Linked DNA regions of Homo sapiens: regions 1, 2, 3, 4, 5 and 6 are each linked to region 7. A link is a loop called in an ENCODE intact Hi-C map of the cell type or tissue named here. Cell type or tissue: HepG2. All regions are shown on one strand. Each heading gives the region's core, and the rest is flanking DNA. Links, peaks and the distances in the headings are about the cores only. Region 1 has its middle 7.6 kb from the start of LINC02012. Region 2 overlaps DLG1 (discs large MAGUK scaffold protein 1). Region 3 overlaps LOC105374308 (a long non-coding RNA gene). Region 4 overlaps DLG1 (discs large MAGUK scaffold protein 1). Region 5 has its middle 17 kb from the start of DLG1. Region 6 holds the start of LOC105374308 (a long non-coding RNA gene). Region 7 has its middle 72 kb from the start of DLG1.

Region 1 (4,359 bases), core at 213-4,212, 130 kb after region 7:
TTGCTGTTATTATTATTACTATTGTTTTCCAATGAGGAGAGTGAGGCCCAGAAAGGATAAGGCGTTTGCTGCCTGGACGATGTGGCCAGTTGGTAGTAGAAGAGGGAATAGTAACAAGGCTTCCTGGCTGCCCAGATGGAATCCATTATTTCTTGGACATTTAGTGGTTGCTGCTTCATGGATATCTTTGAAGCTAAACAGATTAACAAAAGCCCACTTGGTGGTAGGCCATGCTGCGTAAGGAGCCTCTGGTACCACCTCCATGATCCTCAGGAACAGGAGGAGTGAGGAGAGGAGGAAGAGGGAGAGAGAAAGGAAGGTGGGGATAGAGGGAGGAGGTGGAAGAAGAGGAGTCTTGAGTCTTCTTAGCTCAGCCACTAAACGGGAGGTGGTCTCACTGGGGATGCTTCTGAGAGGACACTTTCATTAAGAAGAACTAAGCCAGGCATGGTGGCTCACACTTGTAATCCCAGCACTTTGGGAGGCCGAGGCAGGTGGGTCACCTGAGGTCAGGAGTTCAAGACCAGCCTGGTCAACATGGTGAAACCCCGTCTCTACTAAAAATGTAAAAATTATCCTGGTGTGGTGGCAGGCACCTGTAATTTCAGCTACTCGGGAGGCTAAGGCAGGAGAATCTCTTGAACCGAGATCACACCACTGCACTCCAGCCTGGGTGACAGAGTGAGACTCCATCTCCAAAAAAAAAAAAAGAACTAGGCCAGGCATGGTGGCTCACACCTATAATCCCAACACTTTGGGAGGCCGAGGCAGGCAGATCACCTGAGGTCAGGAGTTCGAGACCAACCTGGCCAACATGGTGAAACACTGTCTCTACTAAAAATACAAAAAAAAAAAAAAATAGCCAAGTGTGGTGGCACGTGCCTGTAATCCCAGCTACTCAGGAGGCTGAGGCAGGAGAATCGCATGAACCCAGGAGGCAAAGTTTAGAGTGAGCTGAGATTGGGCCACTGCACTCCACCCTGGGTGACAGAGCAAGACTCCATCTCAAAAATAAGAAGAAGAAGGAGAAGGAGGAGAAATAGCCCTCTAAAATATTTCAAGTTTAAGAATTTTGTTCAGAGAATAAGGATGAGAGTTTGGTTGCCTATTGTCTCAGCCTGTTTTGTGTTCAATTTTGGCTCAGTCCCAACCTCATGAATCTCTCCTTTCAATCAAAGAGGAGCTGCCTCTTCATAGCCCAGGTGATGTCAGGGAGGCTGTGGCCAGCATGGCAGGAGCCCTCTTCATTGCCTGAGGAACAGTAAGTGCTTGCACCCAGCAGTTAGAGACAGTCTGGTTCTGAATCCTGTCACTTTCTAACTAGGAAAGATATTTAAACCTAAGCTTCATTTTAGTTATCTATAAAATTGGGATTATAAATCTTGCCTTATAGTATCACTGGGAGAATCAAATGGGATAATGCATATAACATGCTTAACCCAAGGCCTGGCGTGTAGGAAGCACTTAATAAATGCTTATTACTTAGGATCAGATGTGGCTTCCTGCCCCCATGTGTATGCGATGGCTTCCTCATCTCCTGTCCAACTGGACTAGGGGTTCAGTTAGGATTTGCTTTGCATACAAGGAAATAATTCCAAAACTGTAATAATGCAGAAAAGGTGGAAGTTTATTTCTTCTCACATAAAATCTGAATGAGGGGTCAAAGGTGGAATGTGGTTCCCCAGTGTCTGGGATCCAAACACTATCTTGTTGCAATGTCATAAATATCTTGACTTTATGGCCCAAGATGGCAGCATCCCAAGTTCCAGGCTGCAGGATGAAGTGCCGAAGGAGCCAAAGGAGATGCATATAAGCTCCCCTTAAGGAAGGTTCCTGGAAACTGTTGTACCACCATTTCTGCTTACATCCCATTGGCCAGAACATAGTCACATGACTACCCCCTAGCTGCAAGGGAATCTGGGGAAATGTAGTCTTTATTATGGCAGCCATGTGCTCAGCTGAACATTGGTGGATCTATCCCTATAGAAGGGGAAAATGAATTATCAGGAACATGCAGCAATCTCTGCCCCCAAGTCCCAGCTTGTCTAGGCTAGCTAGGCACCTGGAAGCCAAGTACCTGAGCACTAGAAAACCGGGATGGGGGCATGCTGCTTCTCCTCAGCCACCCCCAGTGGCTCAGTCTGCAACTGAGAACATGGAACTGGAACCGAAACTTAGGCCTCTTGCCATGGGTCTGAGAAAGCCCTGCCCTGTTTAATCACCTCCCTGACGCGTCCCAGCCTCAACACTAAAGGCAGGAGGGATACTAGAGAGGCAGCTGACTGCCCCCTCCTGGCCAAGGAGAGGACAGTGAGCAAAGCTGCAGCTCCGAGGGGCAGAGGGCACAGCAAGCTGGCAGGCTTGGCACAGCCTGGTGGAGTCGCCCACTGCAGGACACACAACTACAAATTGTGGGAAGGCCGGGCCACCAGCCAGTGCCACAATCCAAGTGCCTAACTGGAAGGATCTGCACTGGGGGCTCCGCCCTTCTTCATCCTGTTAATGAGAACACTCGAGCAGGCCATCTGGCCTTTGCCAGGCTCCCAGCACACCTGTCTCCTCTCTGTCCTGATGTCTCTGAGAAGGGGAGGAAAACTTGCCTGCATCTCCCCACACTGGCACTTCTGAAACAAGCCCTCCGGCCCTTTCTGCTCCCGGAGTTTCACTCCTAGTAGCCACCAGGGGACAGAAAAAACCACAGCCACAGGTGCTCCAGCTCTCCCTCTCCCAGGCCTAGCCCCAGGTCTGTCACTAACTCGGGATGCAGCATCCCCGTCTTCTCTGACCCCCCTTTTCCTTGCTGTGCCTTGAGTCGCTTTTTAGATATAAGTTTCCTGGGCTCCACTCAAGACTTACTGGTTCTGTTTTTGAACCAGTTTCCCAGGAGATTCATGTGCGGTGCGTTTAGGATCCAAGGGGCTGGACGGCTTTCACAGTCCAGCTTAGAGTGATCTGGTTCTGACAGGACAGAGCTGTCTGAACAATGTCCTGGGGGATGGGGCACTCCTAACAGCCCTTTCTTCCCAGGGGCTGGAGTTCTTCAAGCCTCCCCAAATTATCCACTTTCCTTTCAGAGTCCATCCCCCTGAGGTGCTAAGCCATTCTCATCCTGCTCTGCTAGCTGGGAAATGTCCCGTCAGGTGCCCCACCTCCTGTTTCTATCTGTCAAAACCCTCTTCACTTGTCAAGTCCCAGCTGAAACACAACCTCCTTTAGGGAGCATCCGTTACCTCCCCAGTGAGAATTTCCTGCTCCTTCCTGGGCTGCCATGAACTTTGCTCATACATCCACTATAGCCCAGGCTGTCCTGAGTGACAGCTCTCCAGGTTGGTGCGTCCTATCTGCTCCACCCCCTCACGCCCTCAGCCCCACAGGACTGGGAACTCCTTCAGGCTGGGAATCAAATCTTACCATAGATATCCTGCAGCCTGATTATAGATCACTCTCAACCCTGAATGCTTAAAGAGAAAACACAGGAAGCCAGGGCCTGGGTAGGACAAACTGAGTGCTAACAGAAAGAGTCCAGGCCGGGCGCGGTGGCTCACACCTGTAATCCCAGCACTTTGGGAGGCCGAGGCGGGTGGTTCACGAGGTCAGGAGTTCAAGACCAGCCTGATCAAGATGGTGAAACGTCGTCTCTACTAAAAATACAAAAAATTAGCCAGGCATGGTGGCAGGCACCTGTAATCCCAGCTACTTGGGAGGCTGAGGCAGAGAATTGCTTGAACCCAGGAGGTGGAGCTTGCAGTGAGCAGAGATCGTGCCACTGCACTCCAGCCTGGGCAACAAGAACAAGACTCCGTCTCAAAATAAATAAATGAAGATCCCAAACACAGATAACCAGGGCAGGAAGAACTGGTCCATTCCCCTCCCCTAAGCTGAATGAATGAATGGGCTGATCCTCCTGGATGATTTTGAGGGTTTGTATTCCAGAAAAAAGAAAAACAAAAAACCCCTTCTTTGTCTAGGATGGACTTGTCTAGGCTTTTAGGCTTAAGGCCTTCTGGCGAATAATTTCTTAATCCACTCAGGAAATCTTCAGGGATTTCCAGTCAGGTGGTGATGCAGGGCTGTGGAGTCTGTTCTGCACTTAGCAGTCAGGAAGGGGGCCTGCAGAAGGCAGTGCCCTCCTCTGCCCTAGGCCTCTAGGATGAGCCTGAAAGTGGGCTCTGGCTGCTGTGGTTCAACCCTGAGTGGGTCCCCATTTCTGTCTGTGCCTCTAGAACACCCTTGGGCTACAGTGTCTGCATTTCTCAGAAAGGCTGGGGTGGGGACGGGAAAGAATTTTTTAGGCGGTGACTGCAGCAGCCGGGGCACCTACTGAGTCCCCGCGTTGTGCCAGGCGCTGGGCTGGAGAGC
Region 2 (4,359 bases), core at 117-4,116, 110 kb before region 7:
CTTTCAACTAGCATGGCATGTTGGGACACAAAGGGGAGAAGAGTAGCTCTGAGAATACACTGAGAAGATTTAAATATAATCAGGACTTTACAGACCCTTGCTGCTGGGAGAAAGGCTTCCTGTAAATCTCAGGGAAAAAACATCTGTGCAACACGCTTTTGGCTATCTAAAACACATTTCAAAATACCGCCCTTTCTAAAGGATATAAACTAAGCATCACATGGATTCACACATCTATTTTCAAATCTATAACAATGGTTACACCTTATTTTTAAAAGACACTGAACAAAGGGTCTCTCACATCTGTCACTAACAATGAAATACAGAAAAGCATATTATATCTTACCTTTGTGGTTACAATGCACAGGCAATCCATTACTCTACCATTACAATATTTTATACATAAAGCAAAACTATTTTAAGTTGCCTAGTTGAACAAAACATGTAAATAAAAATAAATAAAGCTGTGAGATAAAACCATAAATGAAGAAGTTATAACTGTAACTAGATCTCTCCAGGATCCATTCTTAGAGGTAGCAATTTTTCTACTATCTAAAATACAAGAAACCAGAGTCTGTCACGTGCCCTACAATCTTCTTTATGTAATCTGTATCTGAAGAACTTGAAATTATCCCACAAAACACTGTGGAAGATGTCAGGGTTTATTCCACAAGAGTCCACTGCTTCTTCAGATGCTGTTTCATTAATCCCTCTTTTCAAGATATGAGGTTGACAGGAAGTCATCTGATGAAATGCTCCACAAAGAGGTTCCCCCGATATAAATTTAAATCTGCTTCTCCTCGTTAGCTACAGTTTGGATACTCAAATGACAACCACCAAAAAAAAAAAAAAAAAAAAAAAAAAAAAAAAAATCACTAAAAATATGCAAGCAAACATTTCTTCCACTAAACCATTTCAGCAACTGCAGCCTGCAAAGTAATGACTTTCTCGAGCAGTAATGAATGGAATATTCCATGTGGTTTTTTGAGAAGGGGAGCAGGAAAAACAAAATACAATAATTTAAAATATTATCTCTAAAACTTGCCTTTTTTTCTTTGCTAAAAAAGTGAATAAATAACATTTTACCAACAAAGGCAAATTTTAACTTTACTGCCTTACTAAATCCATTTCACTGATCCCCCACACACCAAAAAAAACCACCACAAAAAGATAGTTACAACTATGTAACCTTTCAAACTCCTCAAGAAGTCTTTGTTTTTAAGTCAACTAACTTTGTGAATTCATGTCCTGTCTCCAAGATCATTAGGACTGGAGCTAGATAGGCTAACAGACACAGGGGACATGGCAGAGGGATATGCAACTGGCTTTCAGTATCATAAGCTTCCAGCCACACTCCCCTATACAAATGCCATAGTGAAGTTAGCTACATGTGGTGGCCTGCGCCTGTAGTCCTAGCTACTTGGGAGGCTGAAACTGGACAATGGCTTGAGCCCAGGAGTTTGAGGATGCAGTGAGCTGTAATTGCAGCACTGCACTCCAGCCTGGGCAACAGGGTGAGATCCTGTCTGTAAAAACCTTTAAAATCCAAGAAATTTTCTAACAAATTTTTAATGCATAATAAGGAAGAGTATTATCTGCAATTTTTGTCCACAAAGTTTCCTCACAGTTTACAGATATTATGAATGACCTCAAGTTCAAACAACTGAACTGTTCCTACTTGCCTCTTATACCCCATTCCTCCTCCTAACATTTCAAATACACATGGACTGCACTAACAACTTTCAGACTAAACCACATTTCACTGTTAAGCGTTATGAAAAGGAGTTAATACATAGATACCATTTGGTAGAACCTATCAAATAGTAAGCATTATCAATGTTGTTATTACTATTATTAGTATGTATCAAATTACAGCCTTTTATTTAAAGCCTAACAGGGTATACTTGAGACAGGCCCAATGGGACTTTACCTTACTTTATCTAATGGGGCTGTTGTGTGAGGATTAAATAATATACACAGGGCACTTAGAATAATGCTGACTTGTTAGGTCAATAGTGGCAATAAATAGTGCAACAGTGCTCAGTAAATGCCAGCTACAGCTATAGATCTATTGTGGTATAATATGAAATATATTCGGTCTTTGTTTCTGTCAGAGTGCCTAAAACTCTTGGAAATTCCTAAGTAATGGGAAGGTCTTCTTTTGTTCATGACAAGCCCTTTGGATCACAGCTAATGCTAATGAGGTAACTTAAAGTGAGACCCCTAGAAAGCCTCAGGATGAGGCTCATCACCAGAAAGACCACGGGATTAGAGGATTAGAGGGTTAGAGGGCTGGAACTTTCAGCTCCACCCACCAACCTCCAGGAAAGGGGCAGGGGTTGGGGGCTGGAGATCAAGCTCTATAAAAACTCTTAACAACATGTGATGTGCTTTTGGGTTGGCAAAGGCAAGCTGGGAAGGCTGAGGACTCCAACTCTACCAGGATAGAAGCTCCTGCACTTGGGACCCTTCCAGACCTTGCCCTATGTATCTCTTTTTCTGGCTGTTCATCTGTATCCTTTATAACATCTTTTATAATAAACTAGTAAACGCATTTCCCTGAGTTCTGTAAGCCATCCTAGCAAATTAACCAAACCCAAGGAAGGGGTTGTGTGAACCCCAATTTAAAACTAGTCAGTCAGAAGCATAGGTCACAATCTACTATTTCCATCTAAATGGGGGCAGTCTTGTGGGGCTGAGCCCCCAACCTGTGGGATCTGACACTATACTTCAGAGACTACTACTATCTCCAAGTAGACACTGCCAGAACTGTATTTACGTAGAGACTACTACTACCTCCAAGCAGATAGTGTCAGAATTGAATTATAGGACACCCAGTAGGTGTCCACTGGAAAAGCTTCACCAAAAACCTCCTCACACATCTAGTCAGCACAGAAGTGTGCTGTGTTGAGAGCAGAGGGAAAAAATGGTTTTTCTCCTCTCAGACCTAAATACATATGTATGTAGCTATGTAAATGTCATCATGGGCCAACACATCCCTTATCCCATGCAGGATATAGCCTGGAAATTACATGCTCTGTTGAGTACTCCCTTTTCCCCACCCCACCCCTGCAATTATCATTTGCTCCCAACATGAAAGAGTAAAGCTCATATAAGGCTCAAGGCTCATAACTCCCTAAATAAAGTTTATCATTTTTAAGCAGAATACTGAAAACAATGGAAGTGATATCTAAGTACTGACTAGGCATTGCATTTTGCGAAGAAAAATAAGGAGGTATGTAAAACCCTTTACCTGGTTGCTCTCTTAGTATTCTGAAGTTTCTCTTGTGAAATTTTTATCACATCTAGAGTAGTCTAGCCCAGAGAGGGCAGGCATCCCTAAGTTTGGCAGACTTCATAATAGAAAAGGCTGAAAATCACTACGGCAAGTTAGAAATATCATTCAGCCTGTGTAACTTAAGCAGTCATTTTCTTCGGGGGGGTGGGAGGAGGGTCTCAACTTCCTCTTTTGTAAAATAAAAAAACTCAATGACTCCTAAGAGTCCTTGAATTTATACCATGCCTATGTTTCAGTTTTTAAATCCGTTGGATTCTAAGGTCCAACAGGACAAGACTCAAGAATGTCTCATGAGGCTGGGCATGGTAGCTCACACCTGTAATCCCAGCACTTTGGGAGGCCAAGGTGGGAGAATCACTTGAGGTCCGGAGTTCGAGACCAGCCTGGCCAACATGGTGAAATCCCATCTCTACTACAAATACAAAAATTAGCCAGGCGTGGTGGCGCATGCCTGTAATCCCAGCTACTCGGGAGGCTGAGGTGGGAGAATCACTTGAACACAGGAGGTGGACACTGCAGTGAGCCGAGATCTCACCACTGCACTCCAGGCTGGGCGACAAAGTGGGACTCCATCTCAAAAGAAAAAGAAAAAAAAGAAAAGAAATGTCTCAAATACCTACCACTTTATCCCCATCATCTTGGGGGATAGCAGGGTGACCACAATGTTTGCTGAATTAATGAGTGGCCTTTCTAATATTTAAACTATAGGTGATTACAAAATTGAAAACAGCCTGAAACAATCCTGAAAATTAGACATTCCATTTTCCCAGTAAAAATAGAAGTTTGCCAACTCAATTACAAACCTGTAAGAATAAGATGAAATAGTCAAATATCCAAATTAATCAGTTAACATATAATTACTTAACAACACATTAAAATAGTATGTCTAATATATTATTCCAGTCACATTTCAAAGAACAAATTTTAGTTAAACTCCTCACATTCATCTCCGATGTCTAGGGTCATCATAACCACAACCACTTTTTAATGATCTAATCTCTGTGACCTCAAACATCAGTTTTATACGGTTTAAGTTGTTTGAGATATGGCCCTTTCTGAAC
Region 3 (4,359 bases), core at 207-4,206, 52 kb after region 7:
TTCTCCTCTTCTGGCCCCAACTGTCCCAGGAATCAGACTTGGAAGTCATTTTAAAATTCATCTTTGGACTGTCTGACTTTTCAATACTTCCTCCAGAGGCAAAAATCACAAAATGCTTTCACCGCAATGGGTCTCAGAAGTTATCTCGTGATACCTATTTAATCCCCTGTCTGTGGAGGAACATGACGTCCCAGGTAGGGAAGTGCATTGCTCAAGGTCACATAGAGAGGTCAGGGGACCTGGTCCTGAGCCCAGTTCAGGGTTCTTTCCATTTCCAAGCTGTCTCTAGCCACAGGGCCAATTCTCTTCTACCTTCCCACAGCAGATGTTTCCCAACCAACCAACTAGCCAACCAGCTAACCAACCTGCAAGTATTTCCTATAAGCCTTGGACTGTGCATTCTCTGATGCTCTGCTGTAAACGATTATTTTTTTACTGTTCCAAAATGCAGCAGTAAAGAGTAAGCACTCACCTTTGGGGGCAGAGCAGAACTGGCCTGCTTCTTTGAGTCCTGCTTCGATTTCTGGAGCTTAAACATAGTGTCCCATCATTCCTTGAAGACATGCAGCTGCTAAGAAAGAGTTGCATATTTGTAAGTGGGGGCCAGTGAGAGATGTCTGGTCAGACCCCAGTTCTGGGGCGGGGTGGCTTTGGTCTGAGTGGTGGTCAGACCTATGCAGGAAGCCGCACCAGGCAGAGAGGAGGCCTCGGCCCGCCCAGGTTCCCACCCAGGTGTCCACCCTGGTGCAGTCCCCTCTGTCTGCCACCACGAGGACCTCTTCCTGAGGTTCCAAAGTTGAGCCGAGTGTAGTCCTTGCCCAGTCGATGCTTTCTGGGCTCACTCTCTCAAAAAGGAAGTAGCCCCTTTTATTCTTAGACCACCACAGATGCAGACAAAGCCCGGATTTTAAAGAGGAAATTTCTACTAAAATAAAATAGAAAATAAACAAAACCTAGATAAGATTATATTTATAGACTATAATTTTCTAAATAAAATGTAAAATGCACATTTATGGTAGAAAACGTGGAAATATATGTTTTAAGAATTCATAAGCCCACCCATCGCCTAGCCCAGTGCCGCCTCTGACACGGTAGCAAGTAAGCATGCGCTGCTCCCGAGCATTGGAAATGCGGCTGATCTGAACGGAGATGCACTGTAAGTATAAAATATACACCGGAGTGGAAGATTTAGTTCAAAAAATGTAAAATATCTCATTAATACTTTCAAAAATACTCATTACATGCCTGAGATGATAACATTCTGGATATATTGGACAATACATAATTTTTTTTTTTTTTTAGAGTCCAGTGGCATGATCTTGGCTCACTGCAACATCTGCCTCCCAGGTTCAAGCAATTCTCCTACCTCAGACTCCCGAGTAGCTGGGATTACAGGCATCCGCCACCACACCCAGCTAATTTTTGTATCTTTAGTAGAGACAGGGTTTCGCCACGTTGGTCACGCGGTCTCAAACTCCTGACCTCAGATGATTCACCCGTCCTCGGCCTCCCAAAGTGCTGGGATTACAGGTGTGAGTCACTGCACCCATCCAGCCAACAAATATATTATTAAAATTAATTTGACCTGTTCCTTTTTACTGTTTTCAGAAGCTACTAAAAACCGTAAAATCATATATATGACTCACATCACATGTCTGTTGGACGGCCCTGACCAAGAGAAACCACGGATAACATTCTGGCGCACCTGCTCCATTGTGGGGTGTATGTATTTGACGAGTCTGGCTCCTGGTCAAACACCTATGTGTGATTTTTCAGGTCTGACTGCAAGCAATGGCAGAGGCTTGACCTGGCAGCCCTCCTGGGGAAGCTCCCCTCCCCACACCAGACCTGGTGCCCAGCCAGCACACAGGAGGCTCTGAGGGGAGTTAAGGACTCAGCCCTGCTATGCTATGCTCTTCACATATTTGCATTCCTAGCCCAGTGTCTTCATTCCTAAATCTCTTTCTCTGAGGCCTTCGGCTGAGGTTTTTTTTCAGGTGCCTCTTCCGAGGCCTCTTTACCAGGGGGAGGAGGGCGAACCCTGAAGACATGCTTCCCCACTCTGAATCAGCACCCAGGATTTTTCCACTCTACCCCACACCCCGACCCCAGGGTCCATAAAACTGCTGGAGCCTTTGGTTGGGGGCTCCCTCAACAGTGCAATGTCCGCCACATCTGCACGGATCCACCTGACCCTTGAACGGTGCACTGTTTCATGGGGAAAATGAAACAGGAGAGCCAGCGGCTTCTCTGGCTTTAGCCTCCTGTTTATATTAACACTGTTATAGCAAGTGATTAAAGGCTGCACTGTTACTTTTTTTTTTTTGGCTCATTCTTGCTGTGATGGGCTACTCTGACACCTGACAGCTCAGCTCTCTCTCCCAGCTTAGCAGAACTCCCAACAGTATTTTTTAAATTTTTTTGGGGGGGCTGGACAGAGTCTCACTCTGTTGCCCAGGCTTGAGGGCAATAGCGCAATCTTGGCTCACTGCAACCTCCACCTCCCAGGTTCAAGTGATTCTCCTGTGTCCGCCTCCTGAGTAGCTGGGATTACAGGCACCTGCCACCACGCCCAGCTAATTTTTGTAATTTTAGTAGAGATGGAATTTTGCCATATTGGCCAGGCTGGTCTTGAACTCCTGACCTCAAGTGATCCGCCTGCCTCAGCCTCCCAAAGTGCTGGGATTACAGGCATGAGCCACAGCGCCCAGCCCTCCCAACAGTATTTTTAAAAACAAAACAGTAATCATATTGAAATACAATTATATCTGTATCAGTCAGGATCCCAACAGGAGACAAATGGCACTGTCAAGTTAGGGTAACTCAGGGAGGTTTTATTTATAAAAAGCTAACTAATAATAAACTTAAGGTTGGAGTGTAGGAGAACGAAAAAAATAGCTCAGAACCTCAGGGCTGGCGGCGGCAGACCTATGACCATCCCTAAGTCCTAAGGGACCCGAGGAGGGATGGGCTCCCAGAACCAGGAAAGCGAGGCAGCTGTGCTTAGGACCCGAGGAGGGATGGGCTCCCAGAACCAGGAAAGAGAGGCAGCTGTGCTCAGGACCCGAGGAGGGATGGGCTCCCAGAACTAGGAAAGAGAGGCAGCTGTGCTCAGGACCCGAGGAGGGATGGGCTCCCAGAACCAGGAAAGAGAGGCAGCTGTGCGGAGCTGGGGGGCACTTAAAGGAAGAAAACGACCAGCCCAGGGCACGGGCATAGGAATGCAGCCAGGGAAATAAGCACCCTGGAGTCCCTTTTCTCCTTCCCCCTGATTTGCTAAGGCTCTTCATTGGCTGAATCCAGTCAGAAGCTGGAGGAGATGGAGTCCCTGTTGCCCTAGTCCTCTTTCAGTGCAGGAGGCAATGGAGGTGGCCGGAGATGGGAGTAGGAGGATGGGGTGAATCTATACAGGCAAAGAGCTGACTGTGACCAGCCTGGACAACACGTCGAAAACCCGTCTCTACTAAAAATACAAAAACTAGGCAGGTGTCGGGAGGCTGAGGCAGGAGAATCACTTGAACCCAGGAGGCGGAGGTTGCAGTGAGCCAAGATCGTGCCATGGCACTCCAGCTTGGGCGACAAGAGTGAAACCCCATCACAAAAATTAGCCAGGCATGGTGGCGCGCCTGTAATCCCAGCTACTTGGGACGATGGGGCAGGAGAATCACTTGAACCCAGGAGGTGGAGATTGCAGTGAGCCGAGATCGAGCCACTGCACTCCAGCCTGGGCGACAGAGCGACAGAGGGAGACTCCATCTCAAAAAACAAACAAACAAACAAAGAGCTGTCCGCACTTCTGCACTTTTTCCTTGCAGCATTGCCCTAAGTCGTAGCCTAATTGCCCTATTTCCTTGTTAATGTAACAAGTCTTAGTCCCTACGGTGACCGAGTGGGCGCAATTTACCAAACACCCCACCCAATGCCTCTATCCTGTCTGGGTTTCTAGCCTGAGCTAGATTCAGAGGGCACTATCTGATGGGGTGTGTCTGCACACACACATGCACGCGTATTGTACTCTTAGTCCCTATCAGAATACGCTTCCTTCAGTCTTAGCGGTGGGTGTGAGCCCCCGGGCCTCTGTGTCTCTAGCCTTGTAGAGCTCATCCACTGTGTCTTCGATGGGCTGCTTCCTTTGAATCCTGCCCTCATTTCCACTGTCCTCAGCCTCTGCTTTATTGAGATGAGTCCCACACCTCCCACCCACTCCACCCCACTCCTTGCTGGCTAAGCACAAGTGCCTGGTACCCTCCAAAAAAATCGTTAGTCTACGAAAAAGGGGGAATCTGGAAAAGATGGGAGTGACCTCTGTAAGCTAAGATTTCCAGAGCTAAGTGCACTCCCCTGGGAGAGCACGCAGAC
Region 4 (4,359 bases), core at 186-4,185, 95 kb before region 7:
TTTGTCAATGTTTAGAGGACTTCAGATTAAACCTGGTACACTGAATATATGTGTGTGTGTGTGTGTGTGTGTATGTGTGTGTATATATATATATTTTTTTCTTTATTTTTATTTTTATTTTTTTTTGAGACAGTGTCTTGCTCTGCCAGCCAGGCTGGAAGACAGTGATGTGATCTCGGCTCACTGCAACCTCTGCTTCCCAGGCCTCCTGCCTCAGCCTCCCAAGTAGCTGGGATTACAGGTGCCCGCCACAACAACCGGCTAATTTTTGTATTTTTAGCAGAGATGGGGTTTCACCATGTTGGCCAGGCTGGTTTCGAACTCCTGACCTCAAGTGATCTGCCCGCCTCTGCCTCCCAAAGTGCTGGGATTACAGGCGTGAGCCACCGCACCCGGCTGAATATATACTTTTAACTCTACTGCCTCCTAAAACTCCACTCAAATTAAAGCAGATGGCTTATTTTAAAATATTAAACCACAAGGTCAAAGAGAAAGGGAAAAGTATCCCTTAACACCATTCAGTCAGAAAACTCCCCTCCCAATAAGATAAACACTGAAGGGCTGAAAGGGGGGACTTGTAAATAACAGGCACAACTTTTAAAAAGCTGTATGCAAAAATTAACATAAAAAAATCAGTAGTATTTCTATAGACCAACACCAAACAATCCAAAAAAGAAATCAGGAATACAATCACATTTATAATAGCTACCAAAAAAAAAAAAAAAACCAAAACAAACCTAGGAATAAATTTAACCAAAGTAGTAAAAGATCTCAACAATGAAAACTCTAGAACACTGCTAAGACAAAGTGAAGAGGACACAAAAAAAATGGAAAGATATCCCATGTTCATAGATTGGAAAAACTAATATTGTTAAAATGTCCATACTAACCAAAGCAATATACAGATTCAATGCAATCCCTAATAAAATACCAGTGACATTCTTCATAGAAATAGAAAAAACAAGCCTAAAATTCATATACAATCATAAAACACTCCGAATACCCAGAACAATCCTGAGCAGAAATAATAAAACTGGAGGCATCACATTACCTGACCTACTACAAAGCTACAGTCACCAAGTGAGCATGGTACTGATGTAAAAACACACACAGACCAACGGAACACAACAGAGAACACAGAAATAAATCCACACATTTAAGCCAACTCATTTTTGAAAAAGAAGCCAAAAACACACAATGGGAAAAGGACAGTCTCTTCGATAAATGGTGCTGGGAAAATCTGGATATCCATATGTAGAATGAATCTAGACTCCCATTACTCACAATATGAAAACGTAACAAAAAACAAATCAAAATAGATTAAAGACTTAAATCTAAGACCTGAAAAGATACAATACGACACGACACGACACGACACGATACGATACGAAAACATTGGGGAAATGCTTCAGGATGTTGGTCAGGGCAAGTATTTTTTAGGTAATGCTTCAAAAGCACAGGCAACAAAAGCAAAAATAGGTAAATGAGATAACATCGAGCTAAAAAGATCCTGTACAGCAAAGGAAACGACCAACAGAGTGATGAAACAACTTACAGAATGGGAGAAAATATCTGCAATTTATCTGACAAGTATTAATAACCAGAATATATAAGGAGCAACAAAAAAGCAAGTATCTGATTTTGAAATGCACAAATGATCAGATTAGACATTTCTCAGAAGACATACAAATGGTTAATTGGTATATGAAAAAATGTTCAACATTACTAATAATACTCAGGGAAATGGAAATCAAAACCATAATAAGCTGGGCACGGTGGCTCACGCCTGTAATCCCAGCACATGGGAGGCCGAGGCAGGCAGATCACGAGGTCAGGACTTCAAGACCAGCTCAGCCAGCATAGTGAAACCCTGTGTCTACTAAAAATATTTAAAAAATTAGCCGGGCATGGCAGAGCACACTTGTAGTCCCAGCTACTCAGGTGGCTGAGGCAGAAGAATTGCTTGGACCTGGGAGGTGGAGCTTGCAGTGAGCAAAGATCACGCCACTGCACCCCAGCCTGGGCGACAGAGCAAGACTCTGTCTCAAAAAAAAAAAAAAGAAAAAAGATATTCTCTTACCCCACTTAATATGGCTATTATCAAAAAGACCATAAATAACAGATTCTGGCTACGGATGTAAAGAAAGGGACACTCTGGTACACTGCTGATGGGAATATAAATTAGTACAGCTATTACGGAAAACAGCATGGTCATTTCTCAACCACCATTTAATCCAGCACTCTCACTGCGAGGTATACACCCAAAAGAAAACAAACCAGTATATCAAAGAGAGATCTACATGCCCATGTTTATCGCACCACTATTCACCACTGCCACGATAGGGAATTAGCCTAAGTGTCCCTCAACAGACGAATAGATAAATAAAATGTAGCATATATAGACAATAGAATATTATTTAGCCATAACACAGCATGAAGTCCTGTCATCTGCAGCATCATGGATGAGCCTGAAGGATATCTTATGAGAAATAAGCCAGACAAAGAAAGGCAAATATCACATGTTGTCACTCATATGTGGAAGCTAAAAAGCTGATCCCATGGAGTTGGAGAGTAGAATGGTAGTTTATCAGAGGCTGAGAAGGGTACAGTGAAGGAGGGGAGGAAGACAAGTTGGTTAATGGGTACAAAAATACAATTAGAAGTGTTCAATAGCACAGTAGGTGACTATAGGTAACAACAATTTATTGTATATTTCAAAATAGCTAGAAGAGAAAATCTGGAATATTCTCAACACAAAGAAATGATAAATGCTTGAGATGATGGATATCCCAATTACCCTGATTTGATCATTAAACATGGTATGCATGTATCAAAATACCACAAGCACCATATAAATATGTATAATTATTTATCAATTTTAAAAGAGTACTATTGAAAGCAGACTATGTGTATATTCTTCCAGACATGCCTAACCTCATGGTTTTCTTTTCACACACAGTCATACTATGCCTCCTGACATGTAACCTGCTTTCACTCATTTAATAACACATAATGGATACACAGAATATATTTTGCCTGCTACTTTATCTTGCATTAAATGGCTCTACCATAATGTGTTTATCCGATCTCTTACCGATAATCTTTTATATCCCTTGTTGGTTTCTACTAATTAAGGCTGCAGTGAGCATCCCTGTACAAATACCTTCAATAATCTGTGGTGAATCTGGAGCATATGCTGGATCAAACGATACGAATATAAAGTTGTCTTTCAAATTAGTTGCACTACTGTATTCTCCCTTACTAACTGTACAGGAGCTTCTGTTTCCTCCTATTTATTTAATCTCTGACAATCAAATTTGTTAAAAATATCCTTGCTGTCAATGTAATTTGCATTTTTAAGTGTGGCTGAGCATTTCTTCATAGGCTTATTGGCCCACATTTATTTCTTCTTCTTCAAACTACAATACTCACACTGTTAAGTCAGTTTCCTATTGAACACGGGCCTTTTTCTTAGTTTCTATAAGAAGTTTCTTAAGTTGAAAGGACTGGAAATTAAAATTAATCCTTTTTCATATATGTGACAAATTTTCATCCTAATATATAATTTATCTTTGTATTATATCTTTCAAGATTCAGAAGTTCTACAATCAAAATTTGAAGTCAAAGTCCACAAAGAAATTCTATAAAGTCAGCAGCATTTTTAACCTTTTAATTTTTGTGGTGTTTTTTGGTCATGGTTAGAAAAGCCTTCCTTATTAAAAATCAAAATTTTTATTTTTTTTAATTTTTAACTTTTTTTTTCTTGTTTGGAGACAGGGTCTCGCTCTGTCGCCCAGGCTGGAGTGCGGTGGTACGATCTTGGCTCACTCCAGCCTTGACCTCCAGGACTCAAGCGATCTTCCCACCTCAGCCTCCTGAGTAGCTGGGACCACAGGAGGGAGCCACTACACCCAGCTAATTTTTGCATTTTTTGTAGAGATGGAGTTTCACCATGTTTCCCAGGCTGGTTTCGAACTTCTGAGCTTAAGCGATCTGCCCAGCTTGGCCTCCCAAAGTGCTGGAATTACAGGCATGAGCCACTGCGCCCAGCCCCAAAATCTTACTTTTATGGTTTTTTTTTTTTTAACCTTTGAATCTCTAGTCTAGTTGAAATGTATTGTGATGTTAGGAGTAGGGTGCATCCTTTTCTACTGAAATGTCCCATTAAATCAGGAAATTCCTCCTACTCTTTCATCTTGCCTTTTTTTCCAGAGGGAGTCTCACCCTGTCACCCAGGCTGGAGTGCAGTGGTACGATCTTGCCTTCCTGGGTTCTTTGGCAACCTCCGCTTCCTAGGTTCATGCGATTCTCACGTCTCTGCCTCCCAAGCAGCTGGAACCACAGGCACGCACCACCACA
Region 5 (4,359 bases), core at 277-4,276, 55 kb before region 7:
GTGTACAGATTATTTCATCACCTGGGTAACAGGCATAGTACCCGATAGATAATTTTCTGATCCTCACCCTCCTCCCACCCTCCACTCTCCAGTAGGCCCCCTGTGTCTATTGTTTCCTTCTGGAAGAACGGACTCTGGATATTAGACCTTTGTTGGATGAGTAGTTTGCGAATATTTTCTCCCATTCTGGAGGTTTGTCTGTTTACTCTGTTGGTAGTTTGTTTTGCTGTGCAGAAGCTTTTTTGTTTAATTAGGTCCCATTTGTCAATTTTTGTTCTCGTTGCAATTGCTTTTGGCATCTTCATCATGAAATCTTGTCAGTGCCTATGTCCAGAGTGGTATTTCCTAGGTTTTCTTCTACGGTTTTATAGTTTTAGGTTTTACACTTAAGTCTTTAATCCATCTTAAGTTGATTTTTGTATATGGTGAAAGGAAAGAGTCCAGTTGCAATCTTCTGCATATAGCTAGCCAGTTACCCTAGCACCATTTATAGAATAGAGAATCCTTTTCCCATTGCTTGTTTTTGCTGACTTTGTCAAAGATCAGATGGTTGTAGGTGTGCAGCTTTATTTCTGGTTCTAATCACATTTATTGATTTGCATGTGTTGAATGAACCTTGCATCCCAGGAATAAAGCCTACTCGATTGTGGTAGATTAGCTTTTTGATGTGTTGCTGGATTCAGTTTGCTAGTATTTTGTTGATGATTTTTGCATCTCTGTTCATCAGGGATATTGATGCTTTCTTTTTTTGTTGTGTCCCTGCCAGGTTTTGGTATCAGAATAACATTGGCCTCATAGAATGAATTAGGGAGGAGTTCCTCCTCCTAAATTTTTTGGAATAGTTTCAGTAGGATTGGTACCAGCTCTTCTTTATATGTCTGGTAGAATTTGGCTGTGAATCCATCTGGTCCAGAGCTTTTTATGGTTGGTAGGCTTTTTATTACTGATTCAGTTTCAGAACTTATTATGTTCAGGGTTTCAATGTCTTCCTAGCTTAATCTTGGGAGGTTGTATGTTTCCAGGAATTTATCCATTTCTTCTAGGCTTTCTGGTTTGTGTGCATAGAAGTATTGGTGATAGTCTCTGAGGGTTTTTTTTGTATTTCTTTGAGGCAAAATGACCTCATTTTGTAAAACAGTGAATTCTAAGCTGAATTTAGTTCTCTAAGATGGCCCCATTCATGAGAAACCTTCCAGTTCCCAGCATACTGCTCCTAGGGTATTTAAACACCTTGGCATAAGGCTGTCTGGGGAGCGAGCCCATCAAACAAGTGTTGGGTTACTAGAAAGTCACCCTAGTTGAGAAGGAGACTAACAGGGATGGATGGCACAGTGAGGAAGAGAAAAAGAGAGGGAAGAAGGTGGTAGTAAGGACTGGGGCTCTCCTGGTTAACAGCCACTCTCTTGACATTTCCAGCTCCTTCTGCAGATCCAAGCTCACCTATATGAGGATTATTACTTCTTGGAATCAAAAGAAGTGATTGACACCATTACCAAAGCATTCTTTAAAGATCTGCCATTTTATGGGGTGCACCTAAGAATTCCTTTTTCTTTAATATTTTCTTCTAGTTTATGTGCTCAGTGAAGAAACATTAGAAAACAGAAAAGCACTAAGAAAAAAAAAATTAACCAAACTCACACAAGCCAAAGATAACAGCCAACTAACATTTGCTGTAGATATGTCTAGTATTTTCCATGCATATATATATATATATGTTTCTTAGAAAAATAGTATCATACATGTTATTTTGTAGTCTGCTTTTTTTAAGGAATTTACATTTATTTTATAGCTTCAAAAAGGCTTGGTGCATGATAATGACAGAAAATTAAGGATCTATACAAGGGATATTTACCCCCGGGAAGATGTATGTTACAACTCAGTTAATGCGTCAAATGTTAAATGTTGTGATACCGGCGTTTTATTTAGATGTTTCCCATTTATGATGATTGTTAAACATACATCACATGTCTACACAGACATACACCTTCCAAGCTGGGAATCAGGTCTGAGTGATCCTGTCGGTGTTCTGCCCACAATTTCATGAGTGACCTTAAGCAAATCAACTCAATGCTGCTTCTCTAGATAAAGTCCCAATCTTGTCTGGCACATCCAGCCGTAAAAACTCCTATCCAGTTCCCGGAATGTACCATGCTCTTCCGTGCTGCCATATTTTTTAACATCATTTTTTGGGGGGCCTAAAACACTCCTTCCTATCTGCCTCATTAACTCTTCATTATCTTTGTAAATTAAAAAAAATTTAAATTATAGTAAAATAGATATAAAATACACCATCTTACCCTTTTTTTTTTTATTCTGAGACAGAATCTCACTGTCACCCCAGCTGGAGTGCTGCACTGGCGTGATCTCAGCTCACTGCAACCTCTGCCCCCCCGAGTTCAAGAGATTCTCCTGCCTCAGCCTCCTGAGTAGTTGGGATTACAGGTGCCTGCCACCATGCCTGGCTAATTTTTGTACTTTTAGTAGAGATGGGGTTTCACCATCTTGGCCAGGCTGGTCTTGAACTCCTGACCTCATGATCCACCTGCCTCGGCCTCCCAAAGTGCTGGGATTAAAGGCGTGAGCCACCGCGCTGGGCCTTACCCATCTTTAAGTGTACAGTTCAGCAGTGTTATGTACATTCCCATTGTTGTGCACCCGATCCCCAGAGCTCTTTCATCTTGCAAAACTGAACCTGTACACACATTAAACAGTGTCTCTGCATTCCTCCCTCTCCCCGCTGCGAGCGATCGCTGTTCTACCTTCCGCCTCTAGGAATTCCACTGCTCTAGATGCCTCATGCACGTGGACTAATACGGTATTTGTCTTCTTTGTAGCTGGCTTATTTCACTTAGCATAATGTTCTCAAGGTCCAACCATGTGGTAGCACGTATCAGAATTTCCTTCCTTTATAAGGCTGAATTAAATTCCATTGTATGTATGTACCTCATTTTGTTCATCCATTCATCTATGGATGGACATTTGGGTTGTTTTTATTGTTGGTTGCTATAAACATGTGTGGACAAATTATCTCCTCAAGACCCTACCTTTAATTCTTTTGGGTATACACCCAGAAGTGAAATTGCTGGATCAATTGCTGATGGTCATTCTATTTTTGTAGCCTCCTTTTAAAACTTTGCTTTTTAGTACTTATTTTCCCCAAATTAATAATTTCTCAGGTAAATAAGAAACCAATCTTTTACAGAATAGTTTTTTTATCATCCATAGAGTGTTTTATCAAATGGCCATACTTATTAAATTGGTTGCTTCCAGATTTCCATTATGAAAAACCATGCTAGATAAACAAATGTTTATCCATAAGATGAATTCTTGGAAGTGAAATTACTGGATTAAGAGGTGTACATTTTAAAAATATTGATGCATAGTGTTATGGTATATGTACAAACTTCTAAAGGTTTATTTTTATGAAGCATCAGCCTCTGTTGCCAGCACTCTGTATAAGCAGGGCAAAGGCTGGCAGCTTAAGTACTCTCTAGTCTTTTTAAACTTTACCCTCAAAGAAAATAAATCTTTATACCAAAATTCTTATTCAGAAGTGAAAGTGTTATATAAGTCATCATTGACAGTAAACACAGTGAATGATCAGATCTTGCTGCTTAAATTTTAAATTAATATAAGTAATATCAAATCCATTTTTAAATGGTCCTCCCTCAGTAAACATAAAAAGTTCCTTCAAATTCATATATTATTTTTCAGATTACAAACCACTTCCACTTATGTTTTCTTACATATTCCTTATAGTTAGTTATTGTTTTCCCTGGTTTACACATGAAGAAATCGAGGCCCAGAGAAGTGACTTGCCTGAGGCAACAGAGCTGATAATCAGTGTCTTCTAGTTCCAAGTACATTGCTTTTCAAGCTGCGGATGACTCATCTTAACCAGTCCTTGAGGTCTTGTAGTAAGTAAGCATAGTGGAGACTTTTCCAAGCTTCTTTTTCAAACCAGAAAGAGGTAGTCGTGGTTTTTGGAAAGTAGCTAAAACTATGATTTAATAAGAGGGAATTTTGTAGCCAAAACCTAGTACATAAAATATAAATAGCCCTCCTTCTTTCCCCTAGAATTGTGCGATGCCCTTTGTGGTGCTGGTATGGCATGGTGTCAAACGTGTGGGCTCCGGCGTCATCCTGCTTGGACTGGAATGTTGGCACCAGGATACTAATTTTGTGATCTGAACAAGTCAACCTCTCTGCACTTCCATTTCCTTACCTGCAAAATGTGTAACAAGACCTCCCATCTCAGTGGAATGTTGTGAGGATTGGATGAGATAATGTCGGTAAAGTAATTAGCACTGTACCTGGCGCAGGCTCACTGCCTGATACATAGTAATCCTTACTACTAGG
Region 6 (4,359 bases), core at 224-4,223, 88 kb after region 7:
GAGCCTCCGACAGAAATGGTAGGCTGGCAACATCCTGATCAGCAGCAGAAGTGATTTTCCCGTGTCCCCGTGTCCCTGCTCACCACCCACGCTCCCGAGAGCTCCCAGGCCAGGCCTCACAGGGCTCCTTCCCTGTGGGAGCGGAGGTTTGCCGCGAGCCATCGCCCGGCACGGGACACGTCTCAGGGGGAAGGAACACGTTTTCTCTCAGACTGAGCGCTCGCTGACCCCGGCTCCCAGGCACCACGTCTACCACGTGACTGGATTCCTGCGGCCGCCGCGAGCCGGGAGAATTCTAATAGCGCAGATGCCCGGAACCGCTGCAGCAGCCCGAGCCGGAAGTGCCAGACTCCTACTTCCCACCGGATGCGGGGCTCGGCAGGCTCGGCAGGCTCCTCCGCAGGCCACACAGCCGGCGGCACAGGCCTCCTGCGGGGAACCCCACCCCACCGGCCAGCCCGGTGCTCTGCCCTCTCTGGGGGTCCCGACCACTGTCTCCCTCCACACCCAAGAAGGGGAGCCTGGTCTTGTCTTTCCAGCTGCCCCCACCTGTCCTCCCTCTGGGGCTTCCTTTCCATCTGAACTGGATTCAGAGGACACAGAGTTCCCCAGCTTTCTCCGCTTTTGATGCCCTATCTGGTCCTCAAGCTGTTTTTGTTTTGTTTTGTTTTGTTTCGTTTCGTTTCGTTTTGTTTGAGATGGAGTTTCGGTCTTGTTGTCCAGGCTGGAGTGCAGTGGTGCAATCTTGGCTCACTGCAACCTTCGCCCCCTGGGTTCAAGTGATTCTCCTGCCTCAGCCTCCCGAGTAGCTGGGATTACAGGCATGCACCACCACACCTGGCTAATTTGTATTTTTTTTTTTTTTTTTTTAGTAGAGACGGAGTTTCTGCATGTTGGTCAGGCTGGTCTCAAACTCCCAACCTCAGGTGAGCCGCCCACCTTGGCCTCCCAAAGTGCTGGGATTACAGGCGTGAGCCGCCGCGCCTGGCCCCTCAAGCTGTTTCGTGGCTGCCAATGCCAACTGGGAAAAAGACACAGTGGTAGAAAGAATTAGAGATGAGACGCAGACTTGAGAATTCTTTTCAAATTCAAGAGCAGTAGTTTGTCTCAGGAGATGCTGGTCCTGTCTCACTGTGAGAATCCCTATCATAGACCTTCCCGGGCAAAGCCCTTTCCCGGGTTCCTGTCTGAGGAGGGAGGTGAAGCCTCTTGGGTCCTCAAGCAGCGATTCTTACCCTTTCCCTGCCTGGGTCACTGCCCATCCACAGCTTCCCGGGGAGAACAGTGACGGGAACTAGCTGACCGCTCGGAGCCTCCAGGCCAGTCCCTTTCTGTGAAGACTCACAAGGCCTTACTCGTTGCGTAACATCCCAAAGCCGTAGTTACGTCATCTGTAAAATGGAGATAAAAATCCCACTTCACATGGTTGTTGGGGTGATTAAAGGAGATAATATAGGCCAGGCATGGTGGCTCACACCTGTAATCCCAGCACCTTGGGAGGCCGAGGCAGGCAAATCACCTGAGGTCGAACCCTGAGGTCGGGAGTTTGAGACCAGCCTGACCAACATAGAGAAACCCCGTCTCTACTAAAAATACAAAATTATCTGGGCGTGGTGGTGCATGCCCGTAATCCCAGCTACCTGGGGGGTTGAGGCAGGAGAATCACTTGAACCTGGGAGGCGGAGGTTGCAGTGAGCTGAGATCATGCCATTGCACTCCAGCCTGGGTGACAAGAGCAAACCTCCATCTCAAAAAAAAAAAAAAAAAAAAGAGGAGATAATATATAAAGTACCTGGCACCCAGCAGGTATGATAAATTGGTCCCCTTATTTCTGCTGATGCAGGAAAGCAGAACGCTTGAGAGCAAGGCTGTGGCGGGTGAGGCTGTTCAGTGTGTGCCTGTCTGTTCAGCAGCTGGGTGGAGGCTGAAATACCACATGCCCTCCACTCACCCTGTCAAGTGCCGAGGGTGGGGCATTCTGCACAAAAGCTTTGTCTCTCCTGCACACAGGCACCCTAAGGCTGAGATTCTGCACAAAAGCTTTGTCTCTCCTGCACACGGGCACCCTAAGGCTGAGCAGCACTCTCTGCCGGGTGACTGCGCCAGCGCCCAGACCACCTGCTGGAGAAAGAAAGCATGGCACGTTGAAGGCAAGCATTTGTACTTTGCTCTTTCCTCACAGTTAGACCAGGCTCCCCTCCTCTCCCGCTTGTCCTCAGAGGCCTTGGTGAGGTGGAGAACGGCTGCCATTGTGATGGGTTCCCCTTTTCTCATTGCGGGGGGTCCCTTGAAGGGGGTTGGCCTGCCTGCATTTGGGCTCTGGTAACCACTCTTCTTCCTAGCAGGCTTCCCATTGGGGCAATTTGCAGGGTCCTAAACTCAGAACCTCTACCTTTACATCCAGGGCCCCCAAGAGGCTCTCTTTAACATTATGGACAAACAGCCACACAGGGCCTTTTTTCCCCAGGAAGAAAAGACCAAATGGAGCTCAAGGCCCAGCTGTCCTGGGAGTGGTGCCTCAGCCGTGGCCCTCTGGGAAGGGGTTTCTGTGCAGGGCTGCCCTGAGGGTTACCCTTTTCCATCTTCATTTCTATCTCACATAGTAGGCAAGACAACAGACAGGATTCAGACAAGATTACAGCTCCAAGGGTTGATCTGTGTATTTCCCTTGCACGCTGCTCTCTTGCTGGCACCGAAGGGCACCCCAGTCCAGACTGGTCAGAAACAAACACTCACAGAACCCACAGAGCCAGGGCTAGACACAAAGGCCAGGCAGTGTGCTTGCAAAACGAGACTTTCCTCTCCCAAAGACTAGAAAAAACTAGGCTTGCAGAAGCAGGAAGAGGCCGCTGGACCTGGACGGGAGGACGACACCTGGATTACTGGGTGTGGCGCCTTCCACCAACAGTGCTGGCCACATGTGAACAGCACCTGGTAGCCTTGGAGGCTGTGAGTAGGGATTGGGGTCAGGAGGGGTGCGGTCAGGAGGGATGTGGTCAGGAGGGGATGTAGTTAGTGGGGATGCAGTCGGGAGGGGATGCAGTTAGTAGGGATGCAGTGAGGACGGGTGTGGTCAGGAGGGATGTGGTCAGGAGGGGATGCAGTTAGTAGGGATGTGGTCGGGAGGGATGCAGTTAGTAGGGATGCGGTCAGGAGGGATGCAGTTAGTAGGGATGTGGTCGGGAGGGATGCAGTTAGTAGGGATGTGGTCGGGAGGGATGCAGTTAGTAGGGATGTGGTCGGGAGGGATGCAGTTAGTAGGGATGTGGTCGGGAGGGATGCAGTTAGTAGGGATGTGGTCGGGAGGGGATGCAGTTAGTAGGGATGTGGTCGGGAGGGATGCAGTTAGTAGGGATGCGGTCGGGAGGGGATGCGGTTAGTAGGGATGTGGTCAGGAGGGGATGCGGTTAGTAGGGATGCGGTCGGGAGGGGATGCGGTTAGTAGGGATGTGGTCGGGAGGGGATGCAGTTAGTAGGGATGTGGTCAGGAGGGGATGCAGTTAGTAGGGATGCGGTCGGGAGGGGATGCAGTTAGTAGGGATGCGGTCGGGAGGGGATGCAGTTAGTAGGGATGCGGTCGGGAGGGGATGCAGTTAGTAGGGATGCGGTCGGGAGGGATGCAGTTAGTAGGGGTGCGGTCGGGAGGGATGCAGTCAGGAGGGGATGCAGTTAGTAGGGATGTGGTCAGGAGGGATTCAGTTAGTAGGGGTGCGGTCAGGAGGGATGCGGTTAGTAGGGATGCGGTCGGGAGGGGATGCGGTTAGTAGGGATGCAGTGAGGACGGGTGTGGTCAGGAGGTGTGTGGTCAGGAGGGGTGCGGTCAGGAGGAAAAACCTCACCCGGAGCAGAACCAGGTGTTCATGTCTCTATATAATTGGAGCCGTGATGGACGCTACTCTCCTGAGAGGCCTGACTGTGGTGGGAGTGCTCTCCTGAAACCAAGCAGTTTCCAATGGCAGAATCCTTTAGAAAACAGTAGAACTGTGGGAGCTCCAAAAGCAGATCTCATGAAGGTAGAAAAGAGAATGGTGGTTACCAGCGGCAGGGAAGAGTAGAGGGAGGGGGAGGATGAAGGGGACAAAAAGAATGTAAATGTATTACCACTGAACAGTACCCTTAAAAATAGTAAACATGGTAAATTTTAGATGTCTATTTTACCTCAAAAAGAAAATGCTGGAACAATTTCAGCCAAAAAATAAAAACCCTCAATTCATGAGCACAAAATAATTTAGTTTCTCAGGTGACTGGAATTTTTTTGTACTATTTTTAGGAAGAAGACCTTAATAAGAAATCAAAAACAAATCAAGGGTTTATTTTTTAAAACAACAAAATACCAGCAGCTTCCAGGGACTCCCCTGG
Region 7 (4,359 bases), core at 96-4,095:
GAGCTCAAATCTGCCATTGCTGAGGTTTCACTGTCGAATTAAATTTTCGTGAATCCCAAACATGACAATAGGCTCAAAAGCCAAGTGCTAAGGAGAGGGGATTTTCTAGAAGCCTGGAGGATTAGATCACAGAGTTTTGTGTATGGGAGATCCCTGCAAGGCAGGAAGGGGGAGGGGGAGGCAGCTCTTTTATTTCCAAGGATGGTGGGAAAGGGGGAGGTGGGCATTCAGATGAGCACGGGTCTTCCTGGGTTCCAGTCTGGGAGGAGATGTGTTCAATAAGTTGAGGGGAGCACTCTGTTCTCGGGTATTTGGGGTATTATTTGCAAAGGATATTTGGTCTATTTGCCAAGGTATTTGGGGGTATCTGTGGCCACATCAAAGAAAATGCAGCATATACCATGGGAAGTCTCTGCATACTCTAGAGGCTGATATGGAACTTAGCTGACAGCCCGGCTGGTATCTTGGGAGTTGGGGGAGAGGTTTGTGCCTGGTATTGTAGCCAAGAGCAGACGGCCTGAGTAAGTCTGTATGGAAGTTCAGCCAGACCTCGGGACCTGTGGGGCACAGAGAAAATCCTGAAGGAGACAAGTCAGAGACAACTGAGCCCTGGCCAGACGGCAGCAGAACATCCATCTATTACCTGTGGCCCAGAGCAAGCCCTTGGGCTAGAAGCTGGTAAACCCAGCTGCACAGTTGACTCCCCTGTGGATGAGTCCCAGATGCCCAGGCTCCATGCCTAAAGGTTTGGATGGAATTGGCCTGGCACTGGTATCTTTTTAGAAAGCTACCCAGGGCTTACACACCAGTGAAGTGAACTACTTCCTTCAGGAATAGAAATATCCTCCAAACCGGCTGGGTGTAGTGGCTCACGCCTGTAATCCCAGCACTTTGGGAGGCCGAGGCAGGTGGATCACTAGTCAGGAAATTGAGACCATCCTGGCTAACACGGTGAAACCCTGTCTCTACTAAAAACACAAAAGCAAAATTAGCTGGGCATGGTGATGGGCGCCTGTAGCCCCAGCTACTGGGGAGACTGAGGTGGGAGAATGGCGTGAACCCAGGAGGTGGAGCTTGCAGTGAGCCGAGATCGTGCCACTGCACTCCAGCCTGGGTGACAGAGCGAGACTCCATCTCAAAAAAAAAAAAAAAAAAAAAAAAGAAATATCCTCCACACCAGGGCAAACATGAGGGTGAGGCAAGTGAGGCACCTAGGATGCAAAATTGACAGATGCACTTACTGTCAAGGTCATGTAAGTGCTGTGGTCATGGGACCTTGAGATCACCTCCTTACCTATTGAGGTTAGATGCCTCACTGCCTCGTCCAGCCCTGGCCCTGCTCCACTCTCCTCTCCAGGTAGGTCCCTTCCCTGGGCCCAATTTTTCTTTTTCTTCTTTTCCTTTCCCTTCCCTTCCCTTCCCTTCCCTTCCCTTCCCTTCCCTTCCCTTCCCTTCCCTTCCCTTCCCTTCCCTTCCCTTCCCACCCCCCTCCCCCTTCTCTCCCCGCTTCCCTTCCCCTCCCCTTTCCCCATCCATCCTTCCCTTCCTTTTTCTTTCTTTCTGACAGGATCTCACTCTGTCGCACAAGCTGAAGTGCAGTGGCATGATCACAGCTCCCTGCAACCTTGACCTCCTAGGCTCAAGTGATCCTCCCACCCACCTCAGCCTCTGAGTAGCTGGCACCACTGTGCCCTGCTAATTTTTTATTTTTTGTAGAGATGGGGTTTCACCATGTTGCCCAGGCTGGTCTCAAACTCCTGGGCTCAAGCCATCTGCCCGCCTTGGCCTCCCAAAGCACTAGTGTTAAAGGAGCCACCGTGCCTGGCCCCTGGGCCCAGTTTTTAGAAGTAACCCCAGCTATGAGTCCCTCTACTTTGGAAGCCATCTGAAGAGCACAGATGAAAGTTTCATGGGGCCAAGGGACCAGCTGGGGAATCGGTTTGGGAAAAGAGTTGGCAGAAAACCAAAAAATGAGCAGATTAAATTACTACCTTAACCACTTTGCTGGTTTCTGGGATGAGAACGACATGACATGACTATTAGCTGCCAGATGCAGCTTCGTCATTTCTACCAGCTCTCCAAAGCCATGACATTTTGGTTTACTGACTGTAGGGGAGGGTGGACTAGGTCCAGGGTTCTTTAGAAAGGAATTCAAGTTACACAAACCAATGTGTGTTCACGGTCTGTTGCAGTCTCAAAGAAAAAGTGTGTGTGCCTGCCTCCAAATAGCATGTGGGTGAGACTCGGGGGGCCTTGCATGGCTCCTGGTTGCTCATCATCTGTCTCACCCAGAAATCCATCCCAGCCATGGTGAATCAGAATTGTCACCATGGAAGGCAGACCTTTGAGAAGCATTTGGAACCGCTCAGTTTGTTAGTGTGAGCTCAGGGCTCCAGTGAATGGTCCAGTACTGTGCATAAGCCCAGGGCTTGACACGCTAGAACAAATGTGTCCTTTGTAAATAAGAAGTGACCTTTGTTTCCCTCTGCCCCAGCGTCCCCCTACCCTTGCTTCATCCTGGCCTCAGTACTGACCCTGGATCCCCCAGACAGAAACCTGACCTGGCCTTGCCAATGGAATTGGACACCCTAAGCCACGAGAGAGCTGGGATGGGGGCATCACTCCGTGTTCGAATACAAAGTCCTTCTTATTGGGATAAGAGCGAGGGCCCTGGCCTGTAGGAGCAGAACTGTGTTCTAAACTGCCAGAGCACCTTCTAAAGCCTGGTTTTGGCCGGGCACGTGGCTCATGCCTGTAATCCCAGCACTTTGGGAGGCTGAGGTGGGTGGATCACCTGAGGTCGGGAGTTTGAGACCAGCCTGACCAACATGGAGAAACCCCTTCTCTACTAAAAATACAAAAAATTAGCTGGGCGTGGTGGTGCATGCCTGTAATCCCAGCTACTCAGGAGGCTGATGTAGGAGAATCGCTTGAACCTAGGAGGTGGAGGTTGCAGTGAGGTGAGATCACGCCATTGCACTCCAGCCTGGGCAACAAGAGCAAAACTCTGTCTCAAGAAAAGCCTGGTTCTGTTTCTATCACCCCTTTCTCAGCTTTGGCAGTGGTAGGAAAGTTATCGCAGAGGAAGGGTTGGTAGACAGGGGACTAGCATCTGGTCACGCCACTGACTCCCAGCTGCTGCTTAGGGTCCTGTCGGCAGCCTCTGGCCCAGGTCACAAACCTTCAAATCCTGAAGCAATTTCCTTTAGAATAATCAATCATTTGAGGTCTGACTTCCTTCAGATCTGATGGCTTATTCAGGTCTACTGTAGAGGGGATCTGCCTGTTCTCTGGGCTCTGGAGGTGATTAACATGTGAGCAGCTGTGGAAGCTCTCTAATGAACTAGGCCACTTAAGCTCAAGGAGTTCTTTCTCTCTCTGCGGTAATTTCTGCTGAGAGAAGCAGCATCAATGACCCATAAAACTCAAGAGCTTTTTCCCTTACCCATTTGCTGGGATCTATTAATCTCATACCATAGCCAGCAGCTAACCCATCTGCAAGACACCTGGTCTTGATTTAATTAATGTGCAAAGCCAAAGAACATCAGGCAGGTAAAAATCTGCAATTAACAACTGTCTCTCAAGATTTTCTTTGTTGGGTCCTGCTTCTCCCCCTTTCAGGCAGAGGGAGGGATGAGAAGGAATCAAAGGCAAATACAGTTTAATTCCATCTTGAGTAATTGCTCCGGAAAGGCTCTAAAAGAATTGCTGGCTGTTTAACTCAGCAATTTGAACTTGCATTTAGGAACATCATCAAACTGTAAGTGCTTTGATCTTTTTTATGCTTCTGTACATAAGAAAACCAAACACGCCCAATTCCTATGCTGTGTTGTCATAAGAATTAGAAACTCTTGGCACACAGCTGTCAGTAAGAGGTTCGGGAGGGGCTGGCTTTTCTTGAAGGAGGAAACAGCTGAATGCCTCAGAGTGAGCATCAAAAGACAGGCCAGGAGGCTGGAGCTCTGGACTCTGTTCCCAGTGGCTCCCGAGATGACACTGGGCAGGACATGCCCCTTCCTGGCCTTCATTTTCTAGTCTGTAAAAGAAGGGAGTGGAACCAGATGGTTTCCATATTTTGAAGTCCTCCCTCCCCAAACCCCTAGGCTCTGCCATTCTTTGCTTCTAGGAAACACATTCCTTTCTCACACCGCAAACCCAGAGGTGAGGGAGGTTAGGCAATGGCAAAGGTAACTAGGCACAGAAACTTGCTCTGCGGGCTCGATTAGCAACACATTTCAGGAAAAGGTCAGCAACTGTGGATTCTGAGATTTCTTTGAACAGTTACACCTTGGATAGAGTGTAGAACCTGTAGCCACAGAGGACAGCAAAATTAACTGGCCTGGGTCGGGGATGTTTGGG

Evidence for each region. Peaks named below come from ENCODE experiments on the same cell type or tissue, not always from the same donor. Only the 100,000 strongest peaks of a DNase experiment are listed, where the experiment ranks them.
Region 1: it touches region 7 in a loop (2.8-fold over the local background); 8 of 110 quality-filtered maps call a loop at or near these places.
Region 2: it touches region 7 in a loop (3-fold over the local background); 5 of 110 quality-filtered maps call a loop at or near these places.
Region 3: a loop joins it to region 7, with 2.5 times the contacts of the local background. A loop is called at or near these places in 3 of 110 quality-filtered maps.
Region 4: it touches region 7 in a loop (16-fold over the local background); 2 of 110 quality-filtered maps call a loop at or near these places.
Region 5: a loop joins it to region 7, with 2.5 times the contacts of the local background. A loop is called at or near these places in 7 of 110 quality-filtered maps.
Region 6: a loop joins it to region 7, with 6 times the contacts of the local background. A loop is called at or near these places in 9 of 110 quality-filtered maps.

Annotation. Positions count from the first base shown.
Region 1 is chr3:197,499,849-197,504,207 of GRCh38, forward strand. No RefSeq gene overlaps it. Among named protein-coding and RNA genes, the nearest start is that of LINC02012, 7.6 kb to the right of the region's middle. RefSeq lists a silencer at 2,443-2,606. In HepG2, for the core only: CTCF peaks have their summits at 2,276 (motif pointing left) and 2,680 (motif pointing right); DNase peaks (open chromatin) are centred at 1,913, 2,253, 2,668 and 3,292; H3K4me3 peaks cover 2,007 bases.
Region 2 is chr3:197,259,913-197,264,271 of GRCh38, forward strand. All of the region lies in intron 4 of DLG1 (discs large MAGUK scaffold protein 1), which reads right to left. Among named protein-coding and RNA genes, the nearest start is that of MIR4797, 32 kb to the right of the region's middle. In HepG2, for the core only: no CTCF peak of the experiment used is centred there; no DNase peak of the experiment used is centred there.
Region 3 is chr3:197,420,508-197,424,866 of GRCh38, forward strand. It overlaps LOC105374308 (a long non-coding RNA gene), which reads right to left. Exons shown (of 5, transcript NR_189108.1): 4 at 473-571. Among named protein-coding and RNA genes, the nearest start is that of LINC02012, 87 kb to the right of the region's middle. In HepG2, for the core only: no CTCF peak of the experiment used is centred there; a DNase peak (open chromatin) is centred at 2,204; H3K4me3 peaks cover 722 bases.
Region 4 is chr3:197,273,140-197,277,498 of GRCh38, forward strand. The region is part of intron 4 of DLG1 (discs large MAGUK scaffold protein 1); the gene reads right to left. Among named protein-coding and RNA genes, the nearest start is that of MIR4797, 19 kb to the right of the region's middle. In HepG2, for the core only: a CTCF peak has its summit at 3,890 (motif pointing right); no DNase peak of the experiment used is centred there.
Region 5 is chr3:197,313,570-197,317,928 of GRCh38, forward strand. No RefSeq gene overlaps it. Among named protein-coding and RNA genes, the nearest start is that of DLG1, 17 kb to the left of the region's middle. In HepG2, for the core only: a CTCF peak has its summit at 2,767; a DNase peak (open chromatin) is centred at 2,692.
Region 6 is chr3:197,456,393-197,460,751 of GRCh38, forward strand. LOC105374308 (a long non-coding RNA gene) reads right to left here and starts at 1,896. Exons shown (of 5, transcript NR_189108.1): 1 at 1,793-1,896; 2 at 1,236-1,391. In HepG2, for the core only: a CTCF peak has its summit at 2,102; DNase peaks (open chromatin) are centred at 299, 1,359 and 2,119; H3K4me3 peaks cover 2,057 bases.
Region 7 is chr3:197,368,392-197,372,750 of GRCh38, forward strand. No RefSeq gene overlaps it. Among named protein-coding and RNA genes, the nearest start is that of DLG1, 72 kb to the left of the region's middle. In HepG2, for the core only: no CTCF peak of the experiment used is centred there; DNase peaks (open chromatin) are centred at 2,170, 2,520 and 3,800; H3K4me3 peaks cover 771 bases.